3 separate regions of the Homo sapiens genome follow, and all the other regions are linked to region 3. Evidence: read pairs that join two places in POLR2A ChIA-PET (ENCODE). Cell type or tissue: OCI-LY7. All regions are shown on one strand. Each heading gives the region's core, and the rest is flanking DNA. Links, peaks and the distances in the headings are about the cores only. Region 1 overlaps LOC124906010. Region 2 overlaps BCL11A (BCL11 transcription factor A). Region 3 overlaps MIR4432HG (MIR4432 host gene).

The links. Peaks named below come from ENCODE experiments on the same cell type or tissue, not always from the same donor. Only the 100,000 strongest peaks of a DNase experiment are listed, where the experiment ranks them.
Region 1: POLR2A ChIA-PET joins it to region 3 with 14 read pairs; 2 of 35 experiments call an interaction of 5 or more read pairs at or near these places.
Region 2: POLR2A ChIA-PET joins it to region 3 with 11 read pairs; 2 of 35 experiments call an interaction of 5 or more read pairs at or near these places.

The regions. Positions count from the first base shown.
Region 1 is chr2:60,411,221-60,422,137 of GRCh38, forward strand. All of the region lies in intron 2 of LOC124906010, which reads right to left. Among named protein-coding and RNA genes, the nearest start is that of MIR4432HG, 25 kb to the left of the region's middle. RefSeq lists a silencer at 1,957-2,006 and an enhancer at 2,477-2,606. In OCI-LY7, for the core only: no CTCF peak of the experiment used is centred there; a DNase peak (open chromatin) is centred at 3,691; H3K27ac peaks cover 82 bases.
Region 2 is chr2:60,466,433-60,477,349 of GRCh38, forward strand. BCL11A (BCL11 transcription factor A) reads right to left here. Exons shown (of 4, transcript NM_022893.4): 3 at 2,300-2,401. Among named protein-coding and RNA genes, the nearest start is that of MIR4432HG, 81 kb to the left of the region's middle. RefSeq lists an enhancer at 10,050-10,863. In OCI-LY7, for the core only: no CTCF peak of the experiment used is centred there; no DNase peak of the experiment used is centred there.
Region 3 is chr2:60,349,894-60,360,810 of GRCh38, forward strand. MIR4432HG (MIR4432 host gene) reads right to left here. Exons shown (of 2, transcript NR_132992.1): 2 at 9,323-9,955. Among named protein-coding and RNA genes, the nearest start is that of MIR4432, 32 kb to the right of the region's middle. RefSeq lists enhancers at 1,709-1,788, 2,559-3,058, 3,539-3,618, 3,759-3,808. In OCI-LY7, for the core only: a CTCF peak has its summit at 3,710; DNase peaks (open chromatin) are centred at 2,738, 3,328, 3,678, 4,138 and 4 weaker places; H3K4me3 peaks cover 4,519 bases; H3K27ac peaks cover 5,000 bases.

The DNA.
Region 1 (10,917 bases), core at 3,188-8,187, 62 kb after region 3:
ACTATAGCAGTTGGCAGTCCCCAACCCCCACCTCCAACCCAAGTCTCAAATGTAAGAGAATTTTCACTTTATCTCCTCGGGCTTGTTTTCCCTTCACTCTCCTTATTCATTCCATGTCCTTGTATTTTATTTTTCCTTTTATTAAAAAATATATATATCAGTGCCTTCTCTAGAGCCCTCCTTTTTAAAACAGCACAAGAAGGCACCTTAAGGGAGGCTGTGGAAATCTGTTTGCAACTTTCTAGATGTAATTCTAAACCACAAGGAAGAATATCCTTCCGCCTGTGCAGCTAAAAAATTTAAGAAACCACAACAGCTTTTCTCACTCAGACGCAGGACACCTCCTCCAGCTGAAAAACTAGATTCTGAAAAGAAGGAATTGTAGGAAAACTAACCAAAAAGAGGATAACTTCTCCAAAACACTCACCTTTGAGTTTGGAGCACCCTGTTGAGTGTATATCTGTGTGTGTGCATTTGAGTGTGTGGACGCGAGTATGCATGAGTGTATCTTTGTGCAAGTAAGTGTATGTATGTGTGGATGAGCAAATGTGTATGTGCAAGTGTACATACATGTGTATATGAGAATGTGTGCATGCATGTGAGTTTACGAGTGAGAGTGTGAACATATGTGAGCGGCTGTTCATGCAAGTGAGTGTGTATATGTATGTGTCAGTAGTGAGTGTATATGTGTGAGCTGAGTGTGCATGTGTATGTCTGGGTTTTTTAGTGCAGAAATACAGCATATGATGAACCAACTAGACTAAGGGTCTCTTGGCTCCACCTGGAAGCTACCATACAACCCTTGCTCCTTACCTTAGGGCAAAGGTGAGGCTGAAGTTGCCTGGAGGTATGCGATGAACAAGGACCAGAGAAAAGCAAGGCAGCGAGCCCTCCGGGGAGTCAGTTCTGTGACTGAAGACACTCTCAACATTTGCAGACTTTGCTGCAGGTCCCAGGAAAGCCTATCACAAGAGGGTAAGGCTATGGCAAGATGGGCAAGCTCCCTTGAACGGAAGGGTGAGGCTCACAGCACAGCTGTCTGCTGGCGCATCCATTTCCTCAGTTATTACACCTGCCCCAAGCTCCTGGCTCTTGCAGGAAAATACCGCACTGCATCAGAGGAAAGATGCCCAGGCATAAGTCTGCTGTATTTCTACATTTGTGGGCCAAGAGACTGATGCATCCAAACTGCTTCAAGCCTCCTGAAGACCTCATTCCACCATTACCAAAGTATCTCCCCCATCCCTCCCAGGCCCCAGCATTCTAGCCACCAAATGACAACAGACTTCAGAATTAAATTTTCCTTTTTTTCCCAATAAATCTATAGTCTTCACTACCCCCTTATATTTTCTAATCTCCTAAACTCATTTAATTATGTCCAGAGTAATTAAACTTGCTATCAGGGGGCATCTGGAAGGAAAGTTAATACATTTTAATTTTACTTATACAATGAATATTCGATCCCACATACAGTGTAGGGGAAGGCACTGGTACACACACAATCTTGCATAATGGACTCATGGGGATCATGGGTTGCAGGAGGTTGGCGGGGTAGGAGCCAGCAGGATTCACCCAGACATGCTAGGAGACAGGGAGCACCGTATGGACGAAGCCTCGGGGTGAAAAGGGATTAGTGAGGAGTATTAAAACTGGGCAGGGTGGGGCCTCAGGAATCTCAGACACCCTTTGACCAAAGTTCCCAGGAGTCATACCAGACAAAAATCTTCCTAAGATTTGAGGATTCATGATTCCTTTTAAAAGCAGACAGAGGTAGGGTTAAAAAAATAATAATAATAATAAGGGGTAGCTAGTACTAACCCTCCCTCCCCAATCAAACTCCGCATGGGGCTTTCTTCCTCTACCTGTCTGACAGGGGAAAGTGGGCAGGGGCAAACCTCCTCCCAAATTCCCCTTCTGAGAAGGGGTAGGAGGTGGGGTGCTTGTCCGTCACAGGTACACATTGTGTTTCCATCTACATGCACCATGCCATGCCCCCACTGCTTGTAGACAAAAAGGAATGAGTCAAATAACTGTCAAGTGACTCAACACTTGACAGGCTGTGTGGCCATTATGTGGGTCCCTTCCATACTGGCTCCTGGTGACTGAAGCCAGCCTCAGTTTTGTCCTCTGTGATGTGAGGACTTGAGCAAGAACCTTGCCAAAGCTCCCCTAGCCAGGATACTCTACAATTGCACACCCCTGGCTTCAGGCCTCCCCAGGGAACTTTACCTCCTGGTGAGAAGGGGTTGTGGGCCAAGATCTGCTGGCAGCAGAGCTCCCCAGCATGGGCCATTAATCCACATGGGGACAGTTAGCATAACTGAAATTTAATCAAATAAATGGCTAAAACTTAATTGTTAAGTGGGAGTTTGCCTGTGCCATCTCACAGATGGCATGCTCCCTAATCCTACAGCTTACTGCACGGCTAGACACCATCCGAGGGACAGGGTAAGACCGAGACAGCTCCTGCTCACCTCCCAGTTGGCCCCACACCATGCACACTCAGGTCCTGGTGAGGCCACTTGTCACCAGAAGGCCCATTATGCTAACATGCAACTAAGATAAAATGGATAACTCTTAAGGGGGCAAAAGATCCCTCGTGGGAAAGGCTCATGGTAAGAGAACGCACCTCCCTGGAAACAGATGTCTTGGTCCTATAACACAAATTGCAGTATCACATCCCCAAAACACAAGCCCTCCCATAAATCATTCAGGGGAGCCTGTTTCGTTTTCCTGTTCTGATGAAAGTGACCTGCATGTGGGGCTCAAGGCCAAAAGCACTGCCACACTCGAGCAACTCCACACTTCCCCACGGCTTACTGTAAAGATGCTGACCAAAACCACCAGGGCTGGAACCGCTGCCCTGCCCAACCTGTAGAAGTTGGCATTCCCCAGGGTTCTGCCCACAGGCTGAGCCCCTGCCCTTCCCCCTCCTCCTTTGCCAATCCTACCAAGTGCTCAATGCCCACCCACGTTGGTCTCCTTTCTCCCACCTTTCTTGGATCATCTCACACAGAGTTGGGGGCTCCAGGTCCCATTTTTTATCTTCTATAGTGCCCAGTCTATGGCTCTGGTTTGGGCATTCTCTCTGACTCTAACTTGCGTTGTTTGTTTCACACAAACATGTTCTCTCTCCACATTGTATTTTCTGTAGTCAACAAAAATTCACCAACTGTAAGTGCGCAATTGAATGAGTTTTGTCAACCATATACAACCATATGACCACCAGCACAGTGATGTGTAGAACACTGACATTATCTCTCACCTGTTTGCCATCAATCCCCTATCCAGGCCCCATGGCTGTTGGGAATCTCTGATGTGTCTTCTATCACTATTGTTTTGCCTTGTCTAGAGTTTTGCATTTTGCAATCATTCAGAATGTAGTCTTTGTGGTTGGCTTCTTTCACATAGCATATTCCTTGAGATTCATCCACATTGTTGCATGCATCTCAACACATCATATGGTTGCATGCATAAAGTACTTCAGTACTTCAGCTCTTTTTAGAGCTGAGTAATATTCCAGTGTATGGATAGATCACAATTTGTTTACCCATTCATCACTTGATGGGTATTTCAGTTATTTCCAGTTTTCCTTAACATAACAAAATGCCACTGTGAACATTTAAATACAAGTCTTTGTGTGGATGTATGTTCTCATTTCCCCTGGGAATATAGCTAGCAGATAAATTGCTGAGTCATACGGTCAGTGCATATTTAACTACATAAGAAATCACTAAAGTACTTCCCAAAGTGGCTGTGTCATCTTGCATTTCTAGTGAATGAGAGTTCCAGTTGCTCCACATCTTGGTCAGTGCCTGTTATTGTTGGTCTTTTTAATTTTGATCATTCGAGTGCATATGTAGTGATATCTCCTTGTGGTTTTAATTTGCATTTCCCTAATGACTAATGATGTTCAGCATCTTTCCATGTGTTTATTTGCCATGCCTTCTTTGGTGGAATGTCTGTTCAAATCTTTCGCTCATTTTCATTGTGTTGCATTGATTTCTTACTATTGACTTTTGAGAGTGCTTTATTTATTCCGGATACAAGTTCTTTATCAGATGTATTTTTTGCAAAAACTTTCTCCCAGTCTGTCTTGTCTTTTTACTTTATTAACAGTGTCTTTCGAAGAGCAAAAGTTTTAAACTTCGATAATGCCTGATTTATCAATTTTTTATTTAATAGTTTGGTTTGTGTGTGCATGTGTGTCCTATTTAAAAATTATTTCTCAGGCCGGGCACGGTGGCTCACGCCTGTAATCCCAACACTTTGGGAGGCCGAGGCTGGCGGATCACCTGAGGTCGGGAGTTTCAGACCAGCCTGACCAACATGGAGAAACCCCGTCTCTACTAAAAATACAAAATTAGCTAGGCATGGTGGCACATGTCTGTAATCCCAGCTACTCAGGAGGCTGAGGCAGGAGAATCGCTTGAACCCGGGAGGCAGAGCTTGCAGTGAGCCAAGATCGTGCCATTGCCCTCCAGTGTGGGCAATAAGAGCAAAACTCCATCTCAAAAAAAAAAAAGCATTTCTCTAATGCAAGGTCACATCGATTTTCTCCATGTTTTCTTTTATAGTTGTTGCCCTGCATTTAGATCTGTGATCCACTTTAAGTTAACTTTTGTGTGTGGTGTGACTTGTAGGTTGAAGTTCTTTTTTTGCATATAAATTCTAATTATTCCAGCTCCTTTGATGAAAAGATTGCCCTTTCCCCCATTAAACTGCTTGTGCATCTTTGTCAAAATTCAGTTAATCTTATATGCATGGGTCTATCTCTGGACTTTGTTCTATTGATCCTGTCTGTCTGTACACTAACACCACAAGTTTTGAAGTCAGATAGCACTGTATAAGTCCTCCAAATGTGTTTTTCTTTTTCAAAATTGCTTTAACTATTTTAGGCATTTGCATTTCCACATACATTTTAGAATCAGTTTGTCAATTTCAACAAAAAAAGCCTGCTGGGATTTTGATTGGATTTGCATTGACTATTGATCAATTTCTCTCCCTGTTATGTTTTAAGCTCCTGGAGGACAAGGAACCTATCTTGCATTTCCCCATGGTTCCTGAGCCATAGTAAACTATGTGCTTATCTCTGGCAATGCGGCTGTGATTGGGGGCGGGGAGGGTGAAAGCCAAGCGAGAGAGGGTAAAGCAGAAGGCAAGGAATGGTGTAGAGTCACAGGCAGACGTGAGGATGATGAATGCGAACTCTTGGCTGGTGTCATGTATTCTGGCAGTGGCACAAGGAAGTGGTGACTCGGGAGAGGCCAGTTTTCTTCTCATAGCCAAGGTCACTGTTTCACAATCAGGGAAAGTTGCAAGATCCCCAGAACTTGAGATTTCTAGGACAAGCTAGGGTTCCTAGAGTCTGGGATCTGGTGAACAATCGCCAAAGAATAGAATGGAAGTTGATTTCATGTCTGTCTGACTTTAGCTTCCTTCTAGAAAGAGCTAGAAAGGTCTCAGAGATCATCTAGTCCACATTTTATAGATGAGCAAAACAAGAACTGGAAAGACTGAGGTCACAGAGTTAAACAGTGAATTGGTAGCACCCTAAGACTACGAAAAAAATCAGGTCTTCTGTCCTCAAGGCTGTTGACCTTTTGGCTACATCACATCTCCCCCCACTTTTTTTTTTTTTTAGTAATGTTTGTCCTCTCCTGTCTGTCACCAGAGCCATTTACGTCACAGAACTGGAGCTCTTAGAAGTCAATCAGTTGGCTGTGCCAGAAAGTCAGAATTTGGTCTTCAAGTCCCCCCGATGCCTCCTCCTTTCCTGTGCATCTATCAACACAAGACATTATTAAGAAAGCTTAGTGACTTCTCATCAAAATCCCCTCTATAACCAGACTCCCTTTCCCTGCCATTTGCTTCAAGCCAGCTTTGGCCTTCCCAGGTATTTTGGTGAGATGGGATGGGCTATAAACCAGAAATCAGGGACATGGTTTTTAAACCACCTATTCCTTACTCATCAGGCAAATCACTGAACTTCTCCACCCATGGTTTTCTCTCTCAAATGAGGACGGTAATACTCACCCTATCTGCTTGAAGGCTTATAAGAACACAGTGAAAATAGAGCAGAAGTCCCCTCCAATGCCTACAAGGTGGCATATAATGGAAGATACAGGGAAGAAGATAACACACTCCAGAAACAAACTTTTTCTGAAACCTCACTGCCAGAAGCAGGAATTACAAAGGAGATTTATGGGTACATTGTCAGGCCTCTGAGCCCAACCTAAGCCATCATATCCCCTGTGACCTGCATGTATACATCCAGATGGCCTGAAGTAACTGAAGAATCACAAAAGAAGTGAAAATGACTTGTTCCTGCCTTAACTGATGACATTACCTTGTGAAATTCCTTCTCCTGGCTCATCCTGGCTCAAAAGCTCCCCCACTGAGCACCTTGTGACCCCCGCCCCTGCCCGCCAGAGAACAACCCCCTTTGACTGTAATTTTCCATCACCTTCCCAAATCCTATAAAATGGCCCCACCCCTATCTCCCTTCACTGACTCTCTTTTCAGACTCAGCCCGCCTGCACCCAGGTGAAATAAACAGCTTTATTGCTCACACAAAGCCTGTTTGGTGGTCTCTTCACAGGGACATGCATGAAATTTGGTGCCGTGACTCGGATCGGGGGACCTCCCTTGGGAGATCAATCCCCTGTCCTCCTGCTCTTTGCTCCATGAGAAAGATCCACCTACGACCTCAGGTCCTCAGACCGACCAGCCGAAGAAACATCTCACCAATTTCAAATCCGGTAAGCGGCCTCTTTTTACTCTCTTCTCCAACCTCCCTCACTATCCCTCAACCTCTTTCTCCTTTCAATCTTGGCGCCACACTTCAATCTCTCCCTTCTCTTAATTTCAATTCCTTTCATTTTCTGGTAGAGACAAAAGAGACATGTTTTATCCGTGAACCCAAAACTCCGGCGCCAGTCACGGACTGGGAAGGCAGCCTTCCCTTGATGTTTAATCATTGCAGGGACGCCTCTCTGATTATATACCCACGTTTCAAGGGTGTCAGACCACGCAGGGACGCCTGCCTTGGTCCTTCACCCTTAGCGGCAAGTCCCGCTTTCCTGGGGCAGGGGCAAGTACCCCAACCCCTTCTCCTTCAACCTCAGCAGCAAGTCCCGCTTTCCTGGGGCAGGGGCAAGTACCCCTCAACCCCTTCTCCTTCACCCTCAGCAGCAAGTCCCGCTTTCCTGGGGCAGGGGCAAGTACCCCTCAACCCCTTCTCCTTCACGCTCAGTGGCAAGTCCCACTTTCCTGAGGCAGGGGCAAGTACCCCTCAACCCCTTCTCCTTCACCCTCAGCGGCAAGTCCCGCTTTCCTGGGGCAGGGGCAACTACCCCTCAACCCCTTCTCCTTCACCCTCAGCGGCAAGTCCTGCTTTCCTGAGGCAGGGGCAACTACCCCTCAACCCCTTCTCCTTCACCCTCAGCGGCAAGTCCCGCTTTCCTAGGGGGCAAGAAACCCCCAATCGCTTATTTCCACACCCCAGCCTCTTATCTCTGCACCCCAATCCCTTATTTCCACACCCTGACCTCTTATCTCTGTGCCCCAATCCCTTATTTCTGTGCCCCAACCCCTTCTCTGCTTTTCTGGAGGGCAAGAACCCCCCACCCCTTCTCTGTGTCTCTACTTTTTTCTGGGCTTGCCTCCTTCACTATGGGTAAGCTTCCACCTTCCATTCCTCCTTTTTCTCCCTTAGCCTGTGTTCTCAAAAACTTAAAACCTCTTCAACTCACACCTGACCTAAAACCTAAATGCCTTATTTTCTTCTGCAATGCCGCTTGACTCCAATACAAGCTCGACAGTAGTTCCAAATAGCCGGAAAACGGCACTTTCAATTTTTCCATCCTACAATATCTAAATAATTCTTGTCGTAAAAGGGGCAAATGGTCTGAGGTGCCTGACGTCCAGGCATTCCTTTACACATCAGTCCCTTCCTAGTCTCTGCCCAGTGCAACTTGTCCCAAATCTTCCTTCTTTCCTTCCCGCCTGTCCCCTCAGTCCCAACCCCAAGTGTCGCTGAGTCTTTCTAATCTTCCTTTTCTACAGACCCATGTGACCTCTCCCCTCCTCACCAGCCCAAGCTAGGTCCCAATTCTTCCTCAGCCTCCGCTCTTGCACCCTGTAATCTTTTTATCGCCTCCCCTCCTCACACCTGGTCAGGCTTACAGTTTCGTTCCGTGACTAGCCCTCCCCCACCTGCCCAGCAATTCACTCTTAAAAAGGTGGCTGGAGCCAAAGGTATAGTCAAGGTTAATGCTCCTTTTTCCTTATCCCAAATCAGATAGCGTTTAGGCTCTTTTTCATCAAATATAAAAATCCAGCCCAGTTCATGGCTTGTTTGGCAGCAACCCTGAGATACTTTACAGCCCTAGACCCTAAAAGGTCAAGTGCCATCTTATTCTCAATATACATTTTATTACCCAATCTGCTCCCGACATTAAATAAAACTCCAAAAATTAAATTCCGGCCCTCAAACCCCACAACAGGATTTAATTAACCTCGCCTTCAAGGTGTACAATAATAGAAAAAAGTTGCAATTCCTTGCCCCCACTGTGAGACAAACCCCAGCCACATCTCCAGCACACAAGAACTTCCAAACGCCTGAACTGAGTTCCTCCAGAACCTCCTTCCCCAGGAGCTTGCTACAAGTGCCAGAAATCTGACCACCAGGCCAAGGAATGCCTGTAGCCCAGGATTCCTTCTAAGCTGTGTCCCATCTGTGCGGGACCCCACTGGAAACTGGACTGTTCAACTCACCTGGCAGCCACTCCCAGAGCCCCTGGAACTCTGGCCCAAGGCTCTCTGACTGACTCCTTCTCGGCTTAGCGGCTGAAGACTGTTGCTGCCCGATCGCCTCGGAAGCCCCGTAGACCATCACGGACGCCGAGCTTCCAGTAACTCACAGTGAAAGGTAAGCCCGTCCCCTTCTTAATCAATACGGAGGCTACCCACTCCACATTACCTTCTTTTCAAGGGCCTGTTTCCCTTGCCTCCATAACTGTTGTGGGTATTGACAGCCAGGCTTCTAAACCTCTTAATACTCCCCAACTCTGGTGCCAACTTAGACAATACTCTTTTAAGCACTCTTTTTTAGTTATCCCCACCTGCCCAGTTCCCTTATTAGGCCGAGATATTTTAACCAAATTATCTGCTTCCCTGACTATTCCTGGACTACAGCTGCATCTCATTGCTGCCCTTCTTCCCAATCCAAAGCCTCCTTTGCGTCCTCCTCTTGTATTCCCCCACCTTAACCCACAAGTATAAGAGACCTCTACTCCCTCCTTGGCGACTGATCATGCACCCCTTACCATCTCATTAAAACCTAATCACCCTTACCCCACTCAACGCCAATATCCTATCCCACAGCACGCTTTAAAAGGATTAAAGCCTGTGATCACTCGCCTGCTACAGCACCGGCTTCTAAAACCTATAAACTCCTTACCATTCCCCCATTTTACCTGTCCTAAAACCAGACAAGGTTTACAAGTTAGTTCAGAATCTGCGCCTTATCAACCAAATTGTTTTGCCTATCCACCCCGTGATGCCAAACCCATATACTCTCCTATCCTCAATACCTCCCTCTACTACCCATTATTCTGTTCTGGATCTCAAACATGCTTTCTTTACTATTCCTTTGCACCCTTCATCCCAGCCTCTCTTTGCCTTCACTTAGACTGACCCTGACACCCATTTGGCTTAGCAAATTACCTGGGCTGTACTGCCGCAAGGCTTCACAGACAGCCCCCATTACTTCAGTCAAGCCCAAATTTCATCCTCATCTGTTACCTATCTCGGCATAATTCTCATAAAAACACACATGCTCTCCCTGCTGATCGTGTCCGATTAATCTCCCAAACCTCAATCCCTTACAAAAGAACAACTCCTTTCCTTCCTAGGCATGGTTAGTGCAGTCAGAATTCTTACACAAGAGCCAGGACCACACCGTGTAGCCTTTCTGTCCAAACAACTTGACCTTACTGTTTTAGCCTAGCCCTCATGTCTGCGTGCAGCGGCTGCCACTGCTTTAATACTGTTAGAGGCCCTAAAAATCACAAACTATGCTCAACTCACTCTCTATAGCTCTCATAATTTCCAAAATCTATTTTCTTCCTCACACCTGACACATACACTTTCTGCTCCCCGGCTCCTTCAGCTGTACTCACTCTTTGTTGAGTCTCCCACAATTACCATTGTTCCTGGCCCGGACTTCAATCCGGCCTCCCACATTATTCCGGATACCACACCTGACCCTCATGACTGTATCTCTCTGATCCACCTGATATTCACCCCATTTCCCCATATTTCCTTCTTTCCTGTTCCTCACCCTGATCACGCTTGCCTCATGCTATCCCCAAACTGCCATTCTTAACTCTTGAAGTAAATGAATAATCTTTGCTGGCAGGGCTATGCTGAATGTCCTTAGGCACTCTCTAATCAGATGTCCTGAGTCGTCCCAATTCTTAGACCTTTTATACCTTTTTTTTTCCTTCTCTTATTCCATTTAGTTTTTCAATTCATACAAAACCGTATCCAGGCCATCACCAATAATTCTACACGACAAATGTTTCTTCTAACAACCCCACAATATCACCCCTTACCACAAAATCTTCCTTCAGCTTAATCTCTCCCACGTTAGGTTCCCACACTGCCCCTAATCCCGTTGAAGCAGCCCTGAGAAACATCGCCCATTCTCTCTCCATACCACCCCCCAAAAATTTTCGCCACTTCAACACTATTTTGTTTTATTTGTCTTATTAATATAAGAAGGCAGGAATGTCAGGCCTCTGAGCCCAGGCCAGGCCATCGCATCCCCTGTGACTTGCACGTATACATCCAGATGGCCTGAAGTAACTGAAGATCCACAAAAGAAGTAAAAACAGCCTTAACTGATGACAT
Region 2 (10,917 bases), core at 3,630-8,629, 120 kb after region 3:
CCAACCTCCTAAACCTTCTGCAATCTGTGACCTAACCCAGGCTTAGGCCCAGCTTGGGGGAAGGGAGCAGATGAGGTGCTTTTAACCCCTGAACCACCCAGCCCTCAGGACCTGAGGGCTTATGAAATTCACACAATAACTCTTTGTTACCTAGGATTACCTAGGAGTTAACAAAAATAAACAACTGGCTTTGAATCTGGTCTCAGGGTGCATGCCCTGCTCTTCAGATACCATTTACAAGATGGGTAAGTGTCATCTCCCTCCCATCTAAAAACAGTCCCCCTTAGAGCCTTAACTCTGGCATCTTGCTCTTTGTTATTCTCTCTCCATGACCTTTTTCCTTTTCTTTTTTTTTCTTTCCACAGCAGGTTATTTTTCATTTACTTTCAAATAAAAATTAGATGTCACACTTCTTTTCTTCTTGAACCTGCTTTTTTGTGTTTAGGGTGGAATCACTGCCCACCCCCTAACCTTTTAGCCATGCATGATTCATACCATGTGTTCCTACACAGAGAAGCAAACTGTATTATTTTCTAAAACAGTATCTTTCAGAAAACATTTGTATAAATGGACAAATTTAAGTTTCATAAAATGGTCCCTACTATAAAAGCTCACTTGAACAAGTAAATGGTGGTGGCAGTGGTGGTGGTGGTGGTGGTGGTGATGATGGTGGTGGTAGTGGTGGTGGTGGTGGTGATGGTGGTGTTGGTGGTGATGGTGGTGGTGGTGGTGGTGATGGTGGTGGTGGTGGTGGTGATGGTGGTGGTGATGGCGGTGATGGTACTGGTGATGGTGGTGGTGGTAGTGATGGTGGTGGTAATGGTGGTGGTGGTGATGGTGGTGGTGGTGGTAGTGATGGTGGTGGTAATGGTGGTGGTGGTGATGGTGGTGGTGGTGGTAGTGATGGTGGTGGTAATGGTGGTGGTGGTGATGGTGGTGATGATGGTGATGGTACTGGTGGTGATGGTGATGGTGATGGTACTGGTGATGGTGGTGGTGGTAGTGATGGTGGTGGTAATGGTGGTGGTGGTGATGGTGGTGGTAATGGTGGTGGTGGTGATGGTGGTGATGATGGTGATGGTACTGGTGGTGATGGTGATGGTGATGGTACTGGTGATGGTGGTGGTGGTAGTGATGGTGGTGGTAATGGTGGTGGTGGTGATGGTGGTGGTGGTGGTAGTGATGGTGGTGGTAATGGTGGTGGTGGTGATGGTGGTGATGATGGTGATGGTACTGGTGGTGATGGTGATGGTGGTGGTGGTGGTGATGGTACTGGTGGTGATGGTACTGGTGGTGATGGTGGTGGTGGTAGTGATGGTGGTGGTAATGGTGGTGGTGGAGATGGTGGTGTTGATGGTGATGGTACTGGTGGTGATGGTACTGGTGGTGATGGTGATGGTGGTGGTGGTGGTGATGCTACTGGTGGTGATGGTACTGGTGGTGATGGTGGTGGTGGTAGTGATGGTGGTGGTAATGGTGGTGGTGGTGGTGGTGGTAGTGATGGTGGTGGTGGTGATGGTACTGGTGGTGATGGTGGTGGTGGTAGTGATGGTGGTGGTAATGGTGGTGGTGGTGATGGTGGTGGTGGTGGTAGTGGTGGTGATGGTGGTGATGGTACTGGTGGTGATGGTGGTGGTGGTAGTGATGGTGGTGGTTGTGGTGGTGGTGGTGATGGTGGCAGTGGTGGTTGTGGTGGTGGTGGTGATGGTGGTGGTGGTGGTGGTGATAGTAGAGCCTTCACATTTTAACTACAATGATGTGCATTTTTCTCTAAAACCAGGAGAAAAATTAGTCAAAATTATGTGTGGGCATGAATATACAACATATACTATGTTCAAATACACATGTAAATACATAAGGAATATGCATTGGAATAACTCTGGAATAACCCTAAACTGACTCCTTTTGATTCTGGCCTTGGCTAAAGATGTGTGCCATGGACTATACCCAAAGTCCTAAATGAGGCCACAGGAGTGAATGTCCAGTAATAAAATGGGCTCCAGAGGCACAGGCATCTTCAATCACTAGCCACGGAGCAAGACAAGACCCTGGGGAGAAGACCCACAGGGATGAGCTACTATCAGCTCCCAGCCTCCAGTGAGGAAAGAAAAAGGGGAGGGAAGAAGTCCCTCTGGGGCTGAGTGGAGTGGGGAGCGGCTGCCAAGTGAGTAATGGAATAATACATATGACAATCTATTTTGGAAGTAACTCCTTCAGTACTTAAAAAGTAAGGGCAATTTCCAGAAATTCTCATCTCTATACACATGGACATTTGTAGAAGAAATAAGGCTCAACTTACAAATACCCTGCGGGGCATATTCTGCACTCATCCCAGGCGTGGGGATTAGAGCTCCATGTGCAGAACGAGGGGAGGAGAGGCCCCTCCAGTGCAGAAGTTTATCTGTGAAAGAAACCCAAAATCAAGCACTACAGCTACAAACAACGTGCATCATAAACCACAGGATATCACATTTCAATTCCATTAAAATAGATTACAACATCATTACAACAGCCTTGCAGATAGTTAACAGGCCCAAGGCCTGAAACAAAAGAAGAGTGGTGAGTTATTTCCCAGAGTTTCTGTTTTGTTTTCAATTTCGGTCTTTTTGACAAAAGTGAAAGGGTTTGTTTTAGGAAAGGGGAGAGGTGGTCTTTGGTTCATTTGCTTATTTATTTGTTGTTGTTTGATTATTGTCTTGTGGAAAGAAGATGTGTAAGCAGCAAGGGGAAAACTGGTAATATTGTGGGTAGCCTGGAAACATGGGGGGATTTTATCTGCAAGGCTGGTTTACATGCATACATTAACTTTACTTTATAGACAAACCCAAGCAAAAAGCAAAATGCTGATAGGAAATGAGTAGATTTGTGAATCGTTTTTTATGGGACAGAGTCCCACTTTGCTTTCTCTGTCCCTCTGCCCCCCTCTTCCCATGCTATATTTATGATAGCGCCTTCAGTGATAGGGGAAACCTGGGCATTTCTGGACTGAGCTGGGCCATACTCTAGAATCCTGTCAACTGGAAACCTTACACAGATGTGGCTTCTCACAATACAAAGCAATGGAAGATAAAGATTAGACTTCTGGGGTCCAAATAACTTTGACCATTAAATGACAAGGAAAGAACCAGCATTCCAATAATGCCAGCACCCAGAAACCCTGACCCATCTTCACCATTTTACTGCACTTTGTTGTACTCTGGTGAAGACAAGTGACTTCTCACACTAATAAAATGAATCTAATAGTCAATGAAACATTTGTAGCACTGAGATTTTTTTGAGAAGAGGAAAATTTGGTTTGTGCAATCTGGGGATTTTACGGTTTATGTGGTAAGTGCCTAGCTTTTCCAAGTCCTCCTCTAGCTAACTAACCATGTAGCTGTCCATCTTGAGACAGACTGGAGGATAGATGGTGCAGGAGACGCTCTGTGTGTTCTAGAGGTTTGGAGTTCATGATGATTGGGGAGGGCGGGAGACAAGAAAAACAGACTTTGATGGTGAACAAACAGTATGTTTTCCATTAGCTTAATATTAAGAGCACTTAGAAGTGTTGTTGTTGTACTCTAGGATAGCAGGTCTCAAGTGTAAAATACATCCTGTTCTCCTTATATAGAGCACACTGCCAAGCACAGCCAAGGCAGTTGGGACAAGATTTCCTTTCGCAAGGAGCCTGGTGGGTAACGATGGTGTGCTGCTGAGAAGGCTCTTACACAGACAGCATAGGTCTGCTGTTACCAGGCCTGCAGAGGGAAGCCCTGGTGGAAGCACCACCTAGCCTGAGAACATCTACAGAGACATTTCATCCTCTCTGACCCAAAACAAAATAAACACCACAAAGTGAACCAACACAAGCAGGAAGACCGGACTTAACAAACAAGTATGTCTACATTTGACTGTTTACGTCAAGTGAATTGAGAGTGTGGCGTAAAATTACTACAGATTTTGTCATGGTATTTTTCAATGAGAAATCTGAGAATCCATCTTTGCACTTGTTTTTGCCTCAGCCGTTCACTAAGTTTGCTGCCAAAACAGACATCCTTTTCTTAGGAAACACAGGCAACCCAGGTATCTCTGTGATCCCAGCATAAACGCAACAGGTACTTGGATCCTTGTATGGGGAGTATCAAATTTCAAATTCTCTGCCACTTACTCTGGGAAGAGACCCTGAAGTGCTTCAGCAGGCCTCCAGCAAGAAATGGGAGAACTGCTAACCTAATCCATGCCTAGCCCCTCGCATGAATCTCTTGTTGGCAAACTTGTCTACAAACCCATTAGCCCTAAACAAGCTGACGGCAGGACCAGATCTCTACAGTGTCTGGCCGTGTGGCAAAGTGAGGTCTCATCTGACTATCTGGCAGCATAGTTTGTTTTTGTTTTTGTTTTTGTTTTTGTTTTCTAAGTTGTAAAAAACCCTAGCTATCATCAAGTCTGTCCCTTCATTTTACAGATGGGGAAACTGAGGCCATGAGAAATTAAGTGACTTGCCCATGGCTACACTGATGATTAACCACAATGTGAAGATTAGAATTAATCTCCTGACTCCTGATCCAGTGGTCTTTCCTGGGAATTTGTCTCTTCCCCCCTGCTGCTCCTGCCGTGGTCTTCACTGCCCAACAAGAAGGTCCTGTTTCTACTGATCCATTAAGCAGTACTTAACCGTCTTGGGGGAGGGTCCAGCCCAGCAGCGCTACATGGGGCTTTCGAAAGGTGCCAATGAACTGACTTGGTCTCACAATTGGAAAACAAGGCCTGCTCTGCTGCCTGGGCCTCCTGGCCTCACCTTTGCTGTGTTCACCCTCTACCTCTGCTTCCCCTGCAGAATTAGACAGCTAAAAACATTTCTATCAGCCTAAGAAGCTATTTACTTTAGAAAAAAAGCACACTGTCTTTGTGAGACTCACCCTTGCATTTATCTTCCTTCAGGAAGAGGGTCAAAGCAAAGCCAACTGGGGACCCCAGCTGATTCTGCTGCTTCTTCCACTAAACACATCCATAATATTCTCTTTGGTAAGTAAAATCGACATTCCCACATGAACTGGAAATGCTAAATTGTTAATAGCCTCCCTAGGGCTTAACTTCTTGCTATGATGCCTTCAATTATTTCATCACGGCTTAGGCAAAGTAAAGTATCACAATTAATGCTTCTGAGCGTCAAACTCGAGGAGCAGCTCTGCCTTCCCAGGCCAAGGTGGGGAAAAGGAGCTGCCCCTGGTTGAGGGCCTCTTCTTTTCCCACCTTCGCTTTCATTCTCCCCAGCCAGAGATGGGCTCTGGTTGCTGGCTAGGAAGTGGGTGATCTAGTTATGTCCTCTTTTTTTCTTTGTTAGTGCTCTTAGGCAAGTGATTCTCACAGCGCAGACCCAGGCCCACCCCCGATCAGCATCACCTGGGAGTTTGTTCAAAATGCAAATTCTTGGGCACCACCTCAGACTTACTGAATCAGAAATTGAGGGTGGGGAAGCAGCCTTCTATGTTGAATAAATTCTCCAGGTGATTCTCATGCACACTCAAGCTGAATCAGCACTGCTGTCTTAGGGTAAGGGAAGTATGAACGCTGGAAGCTTTGAAATTCCCTGGGCAGAGACCCATGGGCCATGAGGCTGTTTTCCCTCCTGTCCAGGACCCACCTCCTTTAGGACTGGAACAGTCAAAAACAAATTAAGCTTAGGGAATCCCTAAGGATCCCTCCATTAGGAAATTCAGGTTCCACCCTCCGTCTGTCATTGATAAGGACAGGGAACAGGTCCAGGCTCTCCATCAGGTCCAGGGCCTTCTTAGCATGAGACAACACCCAAACCAGCTTGTGCCAGACAGATTGTGTCCTCACTGCTTCCATTAAAGCCGACATGTCAGCGAACGCAGCTGTGGCAACTGCACGGACACAGCAGGAACTGGACTCTTGTTTCCCTTTCTGGTCTCTCAAATGGGACACATTTCCCTTTTCTGACTCAATCTTTTTTCAAATGTCTTACACTTTTCTGGTGGAAGGTGTTTCAACCTGTTCTATTTCATAAAGGTCTCTCTAGACCCAGTATTTCCACTTGGGGCCTCAGAAATGCCTTACACATTATTAGGTTGCAAAGTTTCCTTATGGCTGAATTTAAAAATAGTGACTCTTATTTTTCAGGTTTCATTAAAAAATATGCAGCAAACTGGGAATGGCTTTGATTTAATGTTATACATTTGGTCACTTTACATTTCTACATATATTGGGTACCAACTTTTGACAAAGAGCTCTAAGCCCAGTGGGATGTTCCTGGAATTTAAGTCATTAAATCAAGTTTTTTGGTTTCCTCAAGAACATCTCAAAGATTCCTTGACTATTAACATGCTATTTGTTTCTGAAACTAATCACTGGGTGTGTAATACAGCCACATTACTGTCTACTAATCAACAGGTAATACTGCAGATTTCCAAATGTGCCAAAACAGCTAAGCAAAAAGCATCATTCCAACACGTTTAATGACTGCTTTGGGAGCCCAACTTTAACAGGTATTAAAACCACAGGACTCTCCACAGGAGTACATAGATGTGTGCTATTCACTAAAATGTACGTGTGTGTGTGTTTGCAAGCATTTATGTGTACATATGTGTGTTAGCGTGTGCATGCATATGTGTTTGTGAGCATGTGCATGTGTGTATATTGTGACTGTGTGCATGTGTGTGTATGCTTGTGCATGTGTTAGCATGTGCATGCACATGTGTGTTAGCGTGTTCATGTGTGTGTATATGTGAGTGTGTGCATATGTGTCTGTGTACGTGTGTGAATGTGTGTATATTTCCTAAACATATGTTTTTAGATAATTTCCCTGTTTTTTTTTTTTTTTCAGTGAGACAGGCACAAAAGCAGTAGAGCTGTCCCACGTGGAATGGGCTATCTCGTGACACTGTGACCCCCTTTCTTTCACCCTGGGTCTTCAAAAAGAGAATGGATGACACTATGATGAGGAGGGGTCTCTATATTGGTGACAGGCCAAAATACAGGACTACCTACAGTCCTTTCGCAGTCCATAATCCTCAAGTCCCTCAGCTCTTCCATGTACCACCTTCTAGACTACACTTAAAATGCATCCTGAACGTTTGTAAAGTACCCTGAAGGAACCCATTCCAGTTCTGAATCCGATTACTAGGTTCAAGCCACACAAATAACAACAGTGCAGCTAGTCTGAGCTAGAGGCTTCTTTACCTAACTGCAAAGTAAATGTCCTTTCTATTCAGCCGCATCTAGCTCTTGACCCTATGTTTACCATAGATACCAGTTCTTCTCACTTAGATTCTCTGACTTATCAGAGTATTATAGAGCAAACATTAGCTATGCCTGTGACTTGAGTTGTGTCAATCTGTAATGAAAATGTGCCAGCTTTATCATCACTCACAGACTTCTTAATTAACCTTCTGATATTGTCAAAATCGCACTCTCTTTTGTTCTAGAAATGAGCATTTACATGTGCATTTTTTTTCCTTCATTGCTTTTTTACTGGCTGTTTTACCAAATCCTGATGTTCTTTAAAAAGTGTATTCTGCAAAAACAAAAGAAAGCAATAATTATAGACACTACAATATAGAATTTCTTCCCTGAAACTCTCTCATGGTCCTTAGATTCCTTGATACTTCACCAGTGACTTTAATAACATCAATCACTCATTTTAAAACTCTTTTTTGATCAATGCTATCCTCTTAGAGCCTTGATTACTCAAACAACAGGTTACTAACTTCACCTTTTAAGAGTTCTCCTCCTAGGCTTTTTCTCAATAAAGGGAGGAAGTAGAGATGACATTTTGCGTGCCCCTTTATCTATAAAAATGCCAGCCACCAATCTGTCAGGCCTAAACAAAATTTTTCTGCAAGCTGTGTCTTTAACATAAGCAAAGCATATAATTCCAAAAAAAAAAAATCTTGCTTTTCTGAAAAGCAACTAAGCCAAAGACATTGTGTTCCATCTTTGTGTTGAAATGCAGATTTCCCACTAAAAGGCAAATCCTTCATTTCAAAAGGTTGAATAGGATGGTACTTAAAAAAAGAATTCCAGCTGGTTAAATTTAGGGTGTTAAAAAAAGTTCACTCCAATAATATTCTTTGGCTCTGGGCCCAAAGTATTTTCACTTGATCGTGAATTAGATAAATTTTTATTACACTTTAAGCTTTTGCCTTAGAATGGCGGAACTTATCTAGGAGACTGAGAGGGCAGCTGCATAAAAAGACAAATTGTCTTAGGACAATTTTTTTTTGTTTGTTTAATCACATACCTCACTATGCAAAATGTGTGTTCCCAGGATAAATTCCATTCATTCATTCTCTCATGCATTCATTCAACCTCTCATGCATTCATTCAACAAATATTTACCGAGTGCCTACAATGCCCAAAGCAATGGGCTAGCCGCTGTGGGCAGTACAAAGAAAACACGGACACAGATTTCTCCCACAGCAGGCTTCATTTAGTAGAAAAGGTAAGGCCTGCACAGAAATTGCTCTACCCCCATGTAGAAAGTGTGTCATGAGAGAGGTACAGATGAGCTGCTATGGAAATTCAAAGGAAGAGAAATTATTTCCATTTGGAAGGGAGGGAGAGAGGCTTTGGGAAAGAGGAAAACTTATGAGTTAAACCTGGAGAGCCAAGAGAAAGGATATCCTAGATAAAAAGAAAAAGCAGGTAAAGATGCTTAGAGAGAAGCAAAGCCCAAGGTGGGCACAGAGTAAATGGGGCCCAATAGGCGGTTACATTCACATCAAAATATTGCACACTGATTCATCCAGTTGACAGCGGAGGATACGACCATCTAAATAAATCCTCTGAAGATTTCTGTGACATCTTCAGCTTTCACAAGTGCGTATTTTCCAATTTCACATTTTCTGAAAATAAGGGACACAACCATGTGGACTCTTGTGAAACTCCATGAAGGTTCATCTGTTCTGTTTTCCCCCCACCTCAATTGTTTCTTCCCCCAATGAATGTGGGTGGCCCGCTAAGGCAAAATTTACTATGTTTTATTCCTCTGAGTCAGACAAACAAGTGTTGATAGCCATGTTCTTCCTTGCAATACTGCCTCCCTGGCTTAAATAATCTATTTCAGATGTCTCATTGCCAGTTTAAGATGGGCTTGTACTTGCTGACACATTTTCAACAAATGACTGTGCAAGAAACATTGAGATTTTCCTACACTACTTTGTCTCTTCAATCATCAACTTGACCATCCCTCCAAATTTCCCCTCTTTCTTCTTTTCAAAGCCATGGGGAGGATAGGGGTGCCCTTACTCCTGCTCTGAGTCCTCAGCTGAGGATCTTGTTTGTGTGTAGTGGGGGCAGGGGGAGGGGTGTAGCCTTGCCTCTATCCGAGGTATTTATCAGGTTATTTGGGAGCTACTTTCAGAGATGCCCTTGCTCTATGTATTCCCACTGCCACCACTCCCCGGATTCTTTTCTTCCTTTAGGAAGCAGGGACTTGTTCCTCTGGAGAGACTGCTAGAGGAAAGTCAGGAACCTAAGTTCTGCAACCCCAACTCTGCCACTCACCAGCTGTTTCGTGACTTTGAATAAATCCTTTCTTTCTGGCCCTAAGTGTTTCCATCTTTAAAAGGAGAAGACTGGATTAGATGGGGTGGCTTCTCTCTCCTGCCTCCCATGCAAGTCCAGGCCTCCTTTGGACCAACCAAGAGACCTACTATAGGCCGTGCTAGAAGCTGGCCAGGATACACCTGTTCCCCTCATGACCTTGACCTGGATGAGGAGGGCCTTATAGGAGAGTTCAGGGCTGGGCTTGGTCCCCAGGCTAATCCTTAGGCTTAGAGAGTGAGCCTGATGATGGATTTCAACCTCCTGGGACACAGTCTTGCAAAGTTTACATGTCTGAGCTTCAAGGAGGAAACCTAGGTGTGTCCTGAGCCAATGAGACTGAAGGTCAGAGAACCAGGAAGAAACTTCCCCAAACCCAGGCTAAATGTCAAGGGAAAAGGTCTCAGTGGCTCATGCCAGAAGTCCAGTAGCAAAGCTCGGCCTCATGCCAGAGCCTGGCACCCATTGCTCACAAAGGCACACACAGGACTCTAAGAAAAGGGAGTCCTCTCCCCAGCCACCACAAACCAGGACAGCAAAGCCCAGCACCCTGTGGTCCTTGACCTCCCACCACACCCCATCAGCATGGAGGGTTCTTGGAAAGCCATGTGTAAAATGAATTTCTGTAAAATAAATCATATTTGCTAACCAACATAATTTCAGAGATGTTTCGTCACCCTTCCAGGCTCATTGAAAATTGGCAGGGCTTCTAACATTTTACCTTTTAAGTGTGTCTTCCTTCCCCCAACCCCCAATATCCTCTCTGTCAAGTAGTTAATGATCTGTAAACAAACACTTTAAATTCAGTGGGGGAGCTCACTATTTAAAGAAACCCTGTGGTGAAACCTTTTGAAAAGTTAACAATCTTTCTGTAATGTGAAAAATCACTCTCTAATTTATCAGTTTCCATTAATGAGATTTTTGTGTGTATTGGGCCTTCTGAAAGTGGGGCTCAACTGCAATCCATGCCTTTGTAGTTAGAAGGGACGATAAAAGACACTGCCCTGAACATATTTCTGTCACCCGAATTGTCCAGCTTCACACAAACGTATCACAAACACCCCGATGCCTCCCTGCCCCACTCGAGAAATGAAGAAAAGGATGGGAAATCATCATTTGGACACCTGGAAAGCCTTGCAAACCACACTTGCGTTTCTCCCAGGTTAAGTATTAGATACCTGAGGAAGGTGAAATACGCATTTTCAACTGAGCATTCAGGAAGAGGCATGGGGCTGTGAAGATGGATGCGATGAGAATGATCATTTGCAAACGTTTGATTCTGATAACACCTGCCAGAGCAGAGAAGGGCTTGTCTATCAAAGCCAGCAGAACACACAACTCCCAAATTACTCTGAAGACCACCCCAAGCCT
Region 3 (10,917 bases), core at 2,211-7,210:
ATCTTTATTGGTTCTCCATGTTCTATTGAATTAAAAAAAAAAAAAAAAGCTCAAACTGACAGTCAATACAATCTACAACATATACTCACCCAGATTCCCACCCTACTATTCCACCCTACCTGGCCTAGTCCCCTGCTAATCCTGAGAACATGCCTCTATCTCTATCTTTATCCATATCCCTACCACCTGGTACTCCTGTCCTCCGATTGTCAAAACTTGACCCCTCCTTTGAGATTTATTTCAAATCCTAACTAAACTCTGCTGCTTTCCCTAATTCTATCCTCCTTCCAAGCCCTTTAACTCCTGTGTTTCTTGTTTTTCCCTAGGAATCAGAATCTCCTTGGCACTTCAGTCAAGGGTACACTTGGAGAACATAAGGCCATTGAGACAGGGACCGACCTATCTGTGCATTGTGACCCCTAGGTTAGCACTGTCATGCCATAGCATTTAGGAATTATTGAGTGAGGGACTCTCGAAGGTCCATGTCTTGGCTGTTGTACAAAACACACGAGCATTGAATGGGAAGTTGGACAAAATAACGCCAACAGTCTCTTCCAGTTCTGGCCTTCCAGAAACCTGGATCAGCTCTATGACATCTTCTGAACTCTGCTTTTCCCAAATCCCTTTGGCCCCTTGCCACCCAATTCACATTTAGTTGTCTGGGTTTTTTGTTATTGTTTGTATTTAATGTTTTGCAAAGAAAATGCATTCACATAGTTCAAAATAATTTTGTAATTAAAAGGTACAAAGGACAAAAATCTCACCCCCACCCCATCACGTAACTGTTTAGTTAACACTTTTATTATCTTTTTATATCCTTCCAGATTTCCTTTACGCAAATACAAATATATGTTCTTACATTTTATTACACAAACAGTAGCTTGCATGAGGTTGTTTTTGTAATTGATTTGTGAGTTAAATTTGCTCACCAGCTGCAGTGAAATTGCTGTGTTGGGAGGGTCCTTCAAAGCTCCTTTATGCCCTACTATGCCTAGCTCAGGGCTAGGCACATAAAAATGCTTAAATAAGTGCTTCTTGGTTGGCTGCCCTTCCATAACCTTCTCCAGTCCTGCCTGGAGCTGAAAGCACGTGCCCTACTTACAGCTCCAACGTGTGAGGAGAGGCCCTGCACTCTCACTTCCTCAGACACATTTTTAGAGAATCATCTGAGCCCCGGGGGCAACGATGCAAGTTTCCATCTGTGGTATGCCAGGCCTCCCATCACCTCAGCCTTTCAACTTGGTGGGAGAGAAAATATCATGGGCTAGGAATCAGGAGACTTGGATTTCCTGCAGCTGTGTCCCCAACTTGCTGTGCAACCCTCAACAAGACACTCATCCTCTCCAAGCCTCGTTCTTCTCATCTTTAGAATGAGGAGATGGCCCAGGTGATCTTCCAGGGATCTGCCCACACCAGCACGGCCCTCAGCCAGTCCCTTCCAGCCTCAGCTGTGCAGACATTGTGTGCTATGGGGATGAGGGCCACTTTGCACCCAGGAAGGCACCTGCACTCCCCCTGGACCTGTGCCCATTAGCGTGTTGATCCCAGCTAAAATGGCACAGCCTTGCCACAGTCACACAACATTGCATGAGCATCTTGGGGCAACAATTCTTTCCCCTGGGGCCACAGGCCCGGGCCCCAGAGGCAGCTGCCTGCCCGAAGCAAGACTTAGCCTTTCCTGGTAAGTCAAGAGAAGCCTAAGTGAGGTCTCCTTGATGATCCAGATATGGATCCCATGACACCTAAGGACACATCTAGGGAGGCTAGACTACCCACCGATGTAGGCTTCAAGGCCAGCACTGCTCTCACTCACATCCTTGAAGCAGGTGGCACCAGAATGGGGAATTGTGTGGTTCCCAAGAGCCTCTGTGGGGGAATTCCTCTCCATTCCTCTCTGCCCGACTGCCCTCCTCACCTGCTTCCACCTGCTGTTAGAAACAGGAGAGATGTGACCTGGAAGGCACCTCCAAGACCATCTGGTCCACCCTCTTTGTCTACAGATTCAGAAACTGAGTCCAGAGAGAGGAAGTCACTCACTTGGGGCATGCAGCTGCCTGAGTGAGGAAACAGTCTTCAATGGCAAGCCACTCAACACGTCTCAGAGAAGCCAGCCAGGGCTCCCTTCCCCCTTCTGGAGGCCGCGTCCGCACGTCCACAGTGCAGCAGGTGCCCAGCCAAGACTCTCGACTCAGGGAACAGGGTGGGAAAGCTTCTCAGGGGGAGCAGCCAGGAACACCGGGTGGTTGACTCAGTTCTCTGCACCAGTGGCGAAGGCTGGCTGCCAGCCTGCCTCTGGGGGCTTAATGTGGGTATAAACTTCTTGCAACTGTTGTAAGCAGGACAGGCAGGGAAGAGATGAAGGTGGCAGCGTTGTCTTCAGCTGACCAGTGTTCAGGCTGGAACTGGGAGTCGGGCCTGAATTCAGACCACAAAAAAAAGCTATTGTTAGGAGCCCCGTTCCCTATTAGGGATAGAGATCAGAGCTTGTGGAATTTACTTCTATTGAGTGATCCCCACTTCTCTCTGCCTGTCTAAATCCTCTCTTCTTTGAAAAGCAGCTCAGAGCTGCCTCTTTCTTGAAGCCTTCCTTGCCTACGAACACCCCCATGCAGTCTCCATCCTCTGAACAGCTTGCAGCATTTCCTTCAGGAGGCATCAAGGAACTGGGCACCCGTCATGAGTTCTGGGCTGCCGCTTAGATTACGCATGTGCCTGAGGTCATGGGACCAAAGGCTGGGCGTCTTCAAGAGGAGCAGGATGTTCTACCCCTTTAGTGCCCTCCGCAGCCCACGGCCCAGCAGAATACATAAAAGGTGTGCAATAACAACTTACTTGCCTGTTGACTGATTCCAGTTCCTCCCCCCAAAGGACAGCGAAGCCAACCACACACTCTTGAAATGCTTGTTTCTCCTGTCAGACATCCCTCATGTCCCCATGCCAGCACCCCCAGGCAGTTCCACGGGGAGAGGAGTGTAAGGTGGCAGAGTTGCCGACTGGGCTTCTGGAACTGGCATCAGGCTTGAGGGTCGTTTCGGTGGACTCCACACTGCCTCACGGACCAGGTGCAGCACAGCTGGCTAGGACCCGTAAGTCCTGCCTTGCATCCTCCCTCCCATCATTACAGCAACACACACACACACACACACACACACACAATGTCCTCATGTTTTTCCCTCTTTGGCTGCCCCTGAAGCCTATTTCCACTCAACTCCTCCTCTATGGATATGTTCGGACATGTGTAATTTATCCCAGGGCCCTTTCGGACTGGAGTTAATCTCACATCCTAGTCTACACGCATCACCTGCCACCCAACTCGTCCCCCAGGGACTCCCTCCAGCTCTGGGAAAGGCCAGGTGACAGCAGCTCTCACACCGGCTCTGGTGTGGAGAGGGGTCAGAGTAAGTAAAACCAGAAACAGAGAAATAGCAGCAGTAAAAGCAAATGCCACTGTGTTGCTGGACCTCACGGAAGCCCCTGCCCACATTTAGAAAGATCCTATAATTTCCAGACCGTCCTGGTCAATAATAATCCGAGAGAAACCTTAATGTTTGATTTCTTCCTCGTTGTGATTTGTGGCTTGTGGAGCTCAAGATCTTTGAGGCCAAAATGGTGTTTTTGTTCATTAGGCAAAGTTGCAGGCCCAGGCAGCAGCGGCTTTCTCCAGTCTGCCCCCGCCTGGCCCCAGCTGAGGCTCAGGAAACCTCCTTGGCAACGGCTAAGGGTCTCACAGTGACATTAACCCAGCCACATTCCACACATGTAATATTCCCGAGTAGTACTTAAGCTTGTAAATCCATTTTTTATGATGCAGAATTGTACAGCATGTGCAACGCGATGCGGATGTGTTAACATCACCGTGAGAAACTTAACTTTTGAATATCCTTGTTTTGGGAGGTACACATTTTACAACTTCAGCAACATGTTACCAAACATTTCTTACACAGTTACTTCCATACAAGGTTCAAGGTGGTTGGTTATATTTAAATATAGAATTTCCCCCTACCTGATCACACTGAACAAATTAAAAATGGCTCAATTATTTGCATCAAGTTCTGGGTTTCTTACTGACGCCCTTGCTTCCCTATTGTAGCTTTGAAATTAGACTTTTAATTGTGCTTGTGAAACAAAAACACAGGAGGCCATTTTCATTGCAGAACAGAAAGTTACAGGCAAAGTTAAATGCACCTGCATTTCTTTCTTTGTTGGCTGGGGGTAGGGTAAGGAGGGAGGAGGAAGAGAAAGATTTCTATTTCAATGTCTCACTTCAGGTCAGAGATTAGAACTTCCAAGCTCTGTGTGAACAGGGCACCTGCTCACCTTCTCTGGGCTGTGATTTCCTGCTCCAGCACCAGCGTGCTTCAGCATTGACAGAGGAGAAAAACTTATCCAAGTGATTTGGGCAAATATATCTGATTATCACAAGCCCTATTCTCTTTCTGTTGGCACTGATCGGGAAATGTAATTCACCACCCTCCAGTGCCATAGTCCATGGAGTGGAAAATTCTAAATTCAAACCTGTTCCAGGTCAAAGATTCTTATGTCAAGGCAGAAGAATAGAGCACAGTTTAGCAACTGATTAGCTTCATTTATAAAGCTAATTGATTAGCTTTATTTGTTAATTGATTAGCTTTTATTTGGGTTAAACAATTTAGTCATGTGACAGGTGGATGTCCATTTCTACTCTTATTCTACTCTTCTCTTGATGGTCGGCTGGCTGACCAGTTCCCAAAACACACTCTTTGCTTCAGTCAGGATGGCAATCCCACAGACTCACTGTCTCATTCTTCAACTACACCACCTCCCGCCTAAGCCTCGTTCTTCTTGGCCCTTCCCCAGGATTGCTCTCCAACCCCTTCCCTCCATCTTTCCATCCTTCCAAGCCTCATTCAGCCCCAGTTCCTCTCTGAAGCTCCCCCTGATACCTTCCACCCCTCACAGACCTCCCTGCTCTCTACACACCTGTAGTGCTCCCAGCATATGCCACCAGCTTTGCCTTGTGGAATGACTGTTTTCATCACCTGGCGACTTGTACCAGCTTGTCTCTCCACTCTTGTAAACCTGTGGGAGGGCCCCTATCTCATGTGTCTGTGCATTCCAAAGAATGCCTAAGAGGGTGTTGCACTTAGAGCTGACACTTAATAAATACTTGCCTGTTTGGGGAGGAAAATTGCAATCAAAATTTTAAATGCACTTGGCCTCTAACCTACCAGTCCCTCTTCCAGGCATCTAGCCTATGGAAACACTAGCCCACTTATATAAAGATGTATGTTTAAATGAGTTTATACATGGAAAAGGTTTAGAATAGGACCCCACCCACAGTAAGCACATTATTCAGGATTAATGGTAGTTGTTGCTACTGCTATTGTTGAGAGGTTCACTGTAATATTGTTTATAATAGCAAAAATCTGGAGCAAACCCAAATGGCCAGAAGGAAGAGTATCGTTTTTGAAAATGATGCTACATCAGTATAATTGTAGGTACATTTTAAAAAGAATTAAATTTATATATACTGAAATGGGGAAATGTCCCCAGTATTAATGTTTATCAAAAAAGCAAACCACAGAACAACACTTATAGTATGATTTCATCTTTTTAAGAACTAGGTAGTAATATGTATATGCACTATACATATTCATGGCAGCAGCATAAAGTCATAACTAAGAGCACAGATTTAGGACTCAAAACACTTGGATATTGATCCTGGCTTCACTGCCTACTACCTACGTGAGCTCCAGAAAATTACTTAACATCTCAGTTTCCTTATCTCTCAAATGGGGAAAACAGTCATATTGCCTCAGAGGACTGGCACAGGGACTAAATGAGTTCATATATGTAAAGCACTTAGAATTGTGTCTGGCATGTCCAGATTCCCCAGTAAAGGTTAGTTCTTACCACTGTTATTATCTGAAAAGGAAAAAAGACTGAAAGGATATAAACCAAACTGTTAACAGTGGTTTCCTCTGGAGAGACAAATTAGGAGAAAAGGAAACCTTCTGGTTTGGTTTTGTTTTACCACAAGCAGGTATAACTTACATCATATAAAAATACCTCCTATTTGTCAGTAGCATGGCAGGTTTGATTCATAAGGACAAACTGCTACCTGAGATGTAATGTAAGACGTCAGGATGCAGGCCACAAGCCACGGCTTCCCCATTTCTAAATCCTGATTCTAATTCCAATCCACAGCCAGAAAATTAAAAAATAAAAGATGTTATCACCAGCTGCTGCCCCACGCATACTCTGCAACCCCACAACATGCTGAAAAATGGAGAACATCTGTTTTAAAAAATGAAAGCATCAATTACTATTTTAAACGGGAAGAAAGGGAACAGGAAGTAAATATGGTGACAAGTGTATTTTTATTCATGCATCTTGACAGCCAAGGTAGGGTCTAGTGCTGCTTTAATAATCATCTTCCTGTAGTAGAAGATGGTTCAAAATACCATAACTTTCCTACTACTCCCTTTCACCTGGCAAAATCCTCGTCTTCCAAGACACCTTCCCAGACAACTCCAGTCTGCAGCATTCTCTCCCTACTCCCAACTCAGAGAGATTCTCTGCCCTCCCGCATCTGGGTGGCTCTCCTTCTGGTGACTCATGTCATGATTTAACATAAGCACCACCCAAGGCCCCAGAGTGTGGAGAACAGGAGCCTCTCTGCCTCAGGTTTCTGTGTCCTCCACCACATCTCATGACAATCCCGTCCCACTGGCTACAACAAAAAATCTAAAGTCCTTGGCCCGACACTCCAGGCCTCCCCACCATAGCCCCACACTCTCCACCAGGTCCTCTCTCTTTCTGGGGATGCAGTCAGACTGGCCGAGTCCCTGTCCACCACCTCCACCTTTTGCTCTCCATTGCTTACTTTTTTTTTTTTTTTCCTTTTTGAGATGGAGTCTTACTCTGTCACCAGGCTGGAGTGCAGTGGCGTAATCTCGGCTCACTGCAACTCTCACCTCCCAGGATCAAGTGATTCTCCTGCCTCAGCCTCCCAAGTAGCTGGGACTACAGGTGCGTGCCACCACGCTCAGCTAATTTTTGTATTTTTTTAGTAGAGACGGGATTTCACCATGTTGGCCAGGATGATCTCAATCTCTTGACCTTGTGATCCACCCGCCTCAGCCTCCCAAAGTACTGGGATTACAGGCGTGAGCCACTGCACCTGGCATTCCATTGCTCACTTTTGTGGCCACTTTCCCCTTATATTTGCCATCTCTATGCTGTTATCAGCTTGCTTTTCACATACCCACCTCTCGCTATTCCTTCAGGCCAACTTATTATAATACCCCCAAGTCCTGGTCCCCAGCCAATACATAAGGATCTATTTCCCCCACTCCCCTCTGCACCCCTCATCCTGTGCCTAGCAGAAAACCCAAATCACACAAGCCACCCTCTGAATGGGTAGAGCTTGTCTCTTCAACTGGATCGCAAATTCCTGGAAGGCAGGATACGTGTCAAACTTGCTTCTTTTCCTTTCTCAGATTGGGCATGAGTGGAGTGGAGCAAAGGCTTGGAGTTGAGGGAAGGCGGAGTGAGAATCTTGCCCCAAAAGTTTAATGTGGACTTTCATTTAGTAGTTATATCTATCTGACAGCTCGCTAACTTTGTATGGCAACACTTTCTTATTTGTCTTTTCATTCATTTTTCTTGCTGGGAAAGAAAAAAAAAAAGATAGTTAAAAATTAAATCCAAAACTTTCAGCTCTGATAAGATGAATTTTCTCAAAAGCCAATAATTCCACATGGCTCATCTAAAATTAGAGAGAAGTGACCAGGATTTTTAGTTGACTGGCTTTATAGTAGATGCAAGATAGTCAAAATCTATTTAAATGACTTTCTTAGGGAATTGGAGCAGCAGGCAATGTATCAGATGCCAGAAGTCCATTTAAATATTACACTAAGGGAAGGGAATTAGTTTGGTCAAGCTGCTAAAATGAATAGGCAGGGACAGAAATGCCCTGGAGAAGTGCTGGGTATTTCATCTTGAATCTATTTGAAAGATAAACACATTTATTTACTAAGTTTAGTACTTCAACTATTTTCTGGAATCGGTATTTGTACAAATCCAGGCCGAGCTGGCCAACTGGAATTAAAAAATGACCAGGACTAAAAAATTAATTTGACACTCCTCAATTTCCTTGTTTAGAAACACAAAACAAAGTCCTATTGAAATTGGAGATATATACAATATTTCAGTCTACAACTGGAAACTGCTGCTGTGCACCGGCAAACAGCAGCTCTCAGCTCCTCCAGCCCCAACGTGCTTGCCATGGCGGTCCAGGCTGCAGCTGTTTATGAGCTTAAAATGCAAACATGCTAACTTTTTTCTTCTGCAGGAAAAACATGTATTCCCACTGACACCTACTGCTGTCTTACAGATGGGCCTAACGCTGAGATTTCAAACATTTTACAGGAAATACACGGACCCACACTCCCTGAGCAGGCCCCGTGCTACCCAGGCACTTTTTAAATTGCTTTTCCAGTAGGATCCCAGGAAAAGGTTCAGTTTTGCCACCACCTGCACAAGGCCAGGATATGACTGGTTTGACAATCTCTAACCTCTGCATTCCTGCAGGGGTCCTCCGGGTAACTCTGCCCCCCACCCAGTTAGTGACCCCTTATGGACTCTGGATTGGGTGTTTGGTAGCCTGAGTTTCCTATGGCCAGCAGAGGCAGGAAGACCACACAGTATCAGACATAACATCTCACAAGATGAGGTGTGGCACAACATCCCAACTGTGCTGGAAACTGGGGCTGGCTGGTGAGGATGTCATTTAATGGATGAGCAACTCACCAGCCGGTTTCATTATTGAATGCCTCCCTCTGGCCCCTGAGTAACGGAGCTCTCGCTGGCAGGCCTGGCTCTTCCCCATAGTTCTCAAAGGTTATAGAACCCCCTTCTTCCCTTGTAAACTCTTTCAGCAATAGTCTTCCCTGCTCCCCCTATATTGTCAACACATCATAGCTGAAGCCTCAGTGGAATACCCCATCCAATTTCCCATAAAATGGGACATGAAAATAAACACACATATTGTATGTTGGTTTACATTTCCTGCACAGACCCAGCAGGGGCGACAGGAAAGACATTAAGGAAACTATTTCTAAAGCAATGGGCTACATTTTAGCCAGAATACTCTCACTGACCCTAAAAAGAAAGCCATTCAGATGGCTAAAATCCCATATAATTCTTTGAAAACGCTCTTCAACATTCCCATTTTAATTTCCAAAATCAATATGGCTTGCTAGTGCCCCATGCTCCAAGACAACAATTCATATTGATGGGGAGGAAGGGATGAACATTTTTCTATTGAATGGAAAATTTGGTTATTTTTAAGGACATTATTCCAAGAGAGAAAAAGGTCTTAAGTCCACTGCACCTGACAGAGTATTCTTTTGTTCCTAGAAGGCTGGTTTCTCTTGACATCTCTGCCCTCATTAAAAAAGCATATCACAGTTGTCACCTTTATGTTTTCAGTCATGCAGTTTCAAGCCCCAAAACAGAATGTTGTCATTTATTTTTCTTCTGAAGAAATGGCACCCTGCTCACATGCATGCATGCTCAACGCCAAAAATCCGAGAGGACATTCCTGTAGCACCTCTCTAATTCAGAGCACCTGGCAAGTCTGAGTTAGCGAGTTGTCTCAACCAGGGGATAGTAAAGGCTATTTTATGTCTTCCACGTATATTCACTAACTAGGTAATAATCACTTGCCATTAGCACATGAAAATTGTGCGTAAGTGGTGCTGCTGAAGAGCTAGAAAACAGTTTGTTCTCAGGTAGGTAAATGGTCCCTCCTGCAGTCTTGTTCACACTGTTAATTTGCTGAGCAAACCCTTTCCTCAAGGACTGTGCAAACACCGGTTTCGGGCTCCATGTTAAGGAAGCTCACAGGCAGTCCTCTGCCCCCTTGAGACGACAATTCATCTTCCACCACAACAAAGCCATTTTGCCACACCTAAGAACCAAAAAAAAAAAAAGAAAAGAAAGAAGCATTGCATGTAATATCATTGTCTCTATCAGCCATGGCCTTCCTTTGGTAGGGGCAAAATATTAGTCTCACACTCCAGCCACAAGGAGAAACTTGACACATCCGAACATTAAACTTCCTTCCAACCCTGCCCCCAACATGCCTGCCTTGCTACCCTAATTCTTCCCCCTCTCCCACCCCCAAGTTTCTGCCTATGAGGAGAGAAGGGTGAGGAAGTGCGGATGTCTGCTTCAGGGTGCTATTTGGGGTTTCATCTATTCATGCTTCTCACTTAGCACCCACTTGCCATGGAGGGGCAAGATGAGCCTGGGACCACTACCTTTGAGGGTTGGCCAAGAGTGGGCACCCTGGATCAACTCTTCTCTGGCCTCAAAGAGAAATTTCCTCTTTGCCTGCTCTTCCCTGAGGATCTGTGCTTACTCTTGTTCCAAGAGAGAAACTTGACAGACCAAGATCAGAGTGTGGGGCTAAGGACTAAGAGGACTATTAGACTGCTTTGAGGCTGGCTTTGAACCGGAGGGTTAAGGGAATCCTGAGACCCATGCTGGTGCAGCAGATTCAGCGGGAAAAGGAGTTTCACATCGAGCATGGGGTCAAAGCCCTGTGGAAATCAGGAGGCCTTTGCCAAGAGCACATACTCTGCATGTCTTTCTTGAGCCTGATCTGGGATTGTGTATTTGGGATTTGACTCATCACAAATAACCTAATGAGTGAAGAAATGTCCAAAAGCAGGTAAGTGGAAATGTGGAACATAAGAAGCTGAGATAATCCACACACAAACGACAAGTCCCCAAATGACTATGGGTTGCCTATATGTACTCCAGACATTTTCGTAAACTAAGAAGAGTTAAAATTGACCCAAGACTTTTGCCCTTCCTACATTGCAGATAACACAACTGCAAATATCTAATGCCTTTAGTAGGGATGAC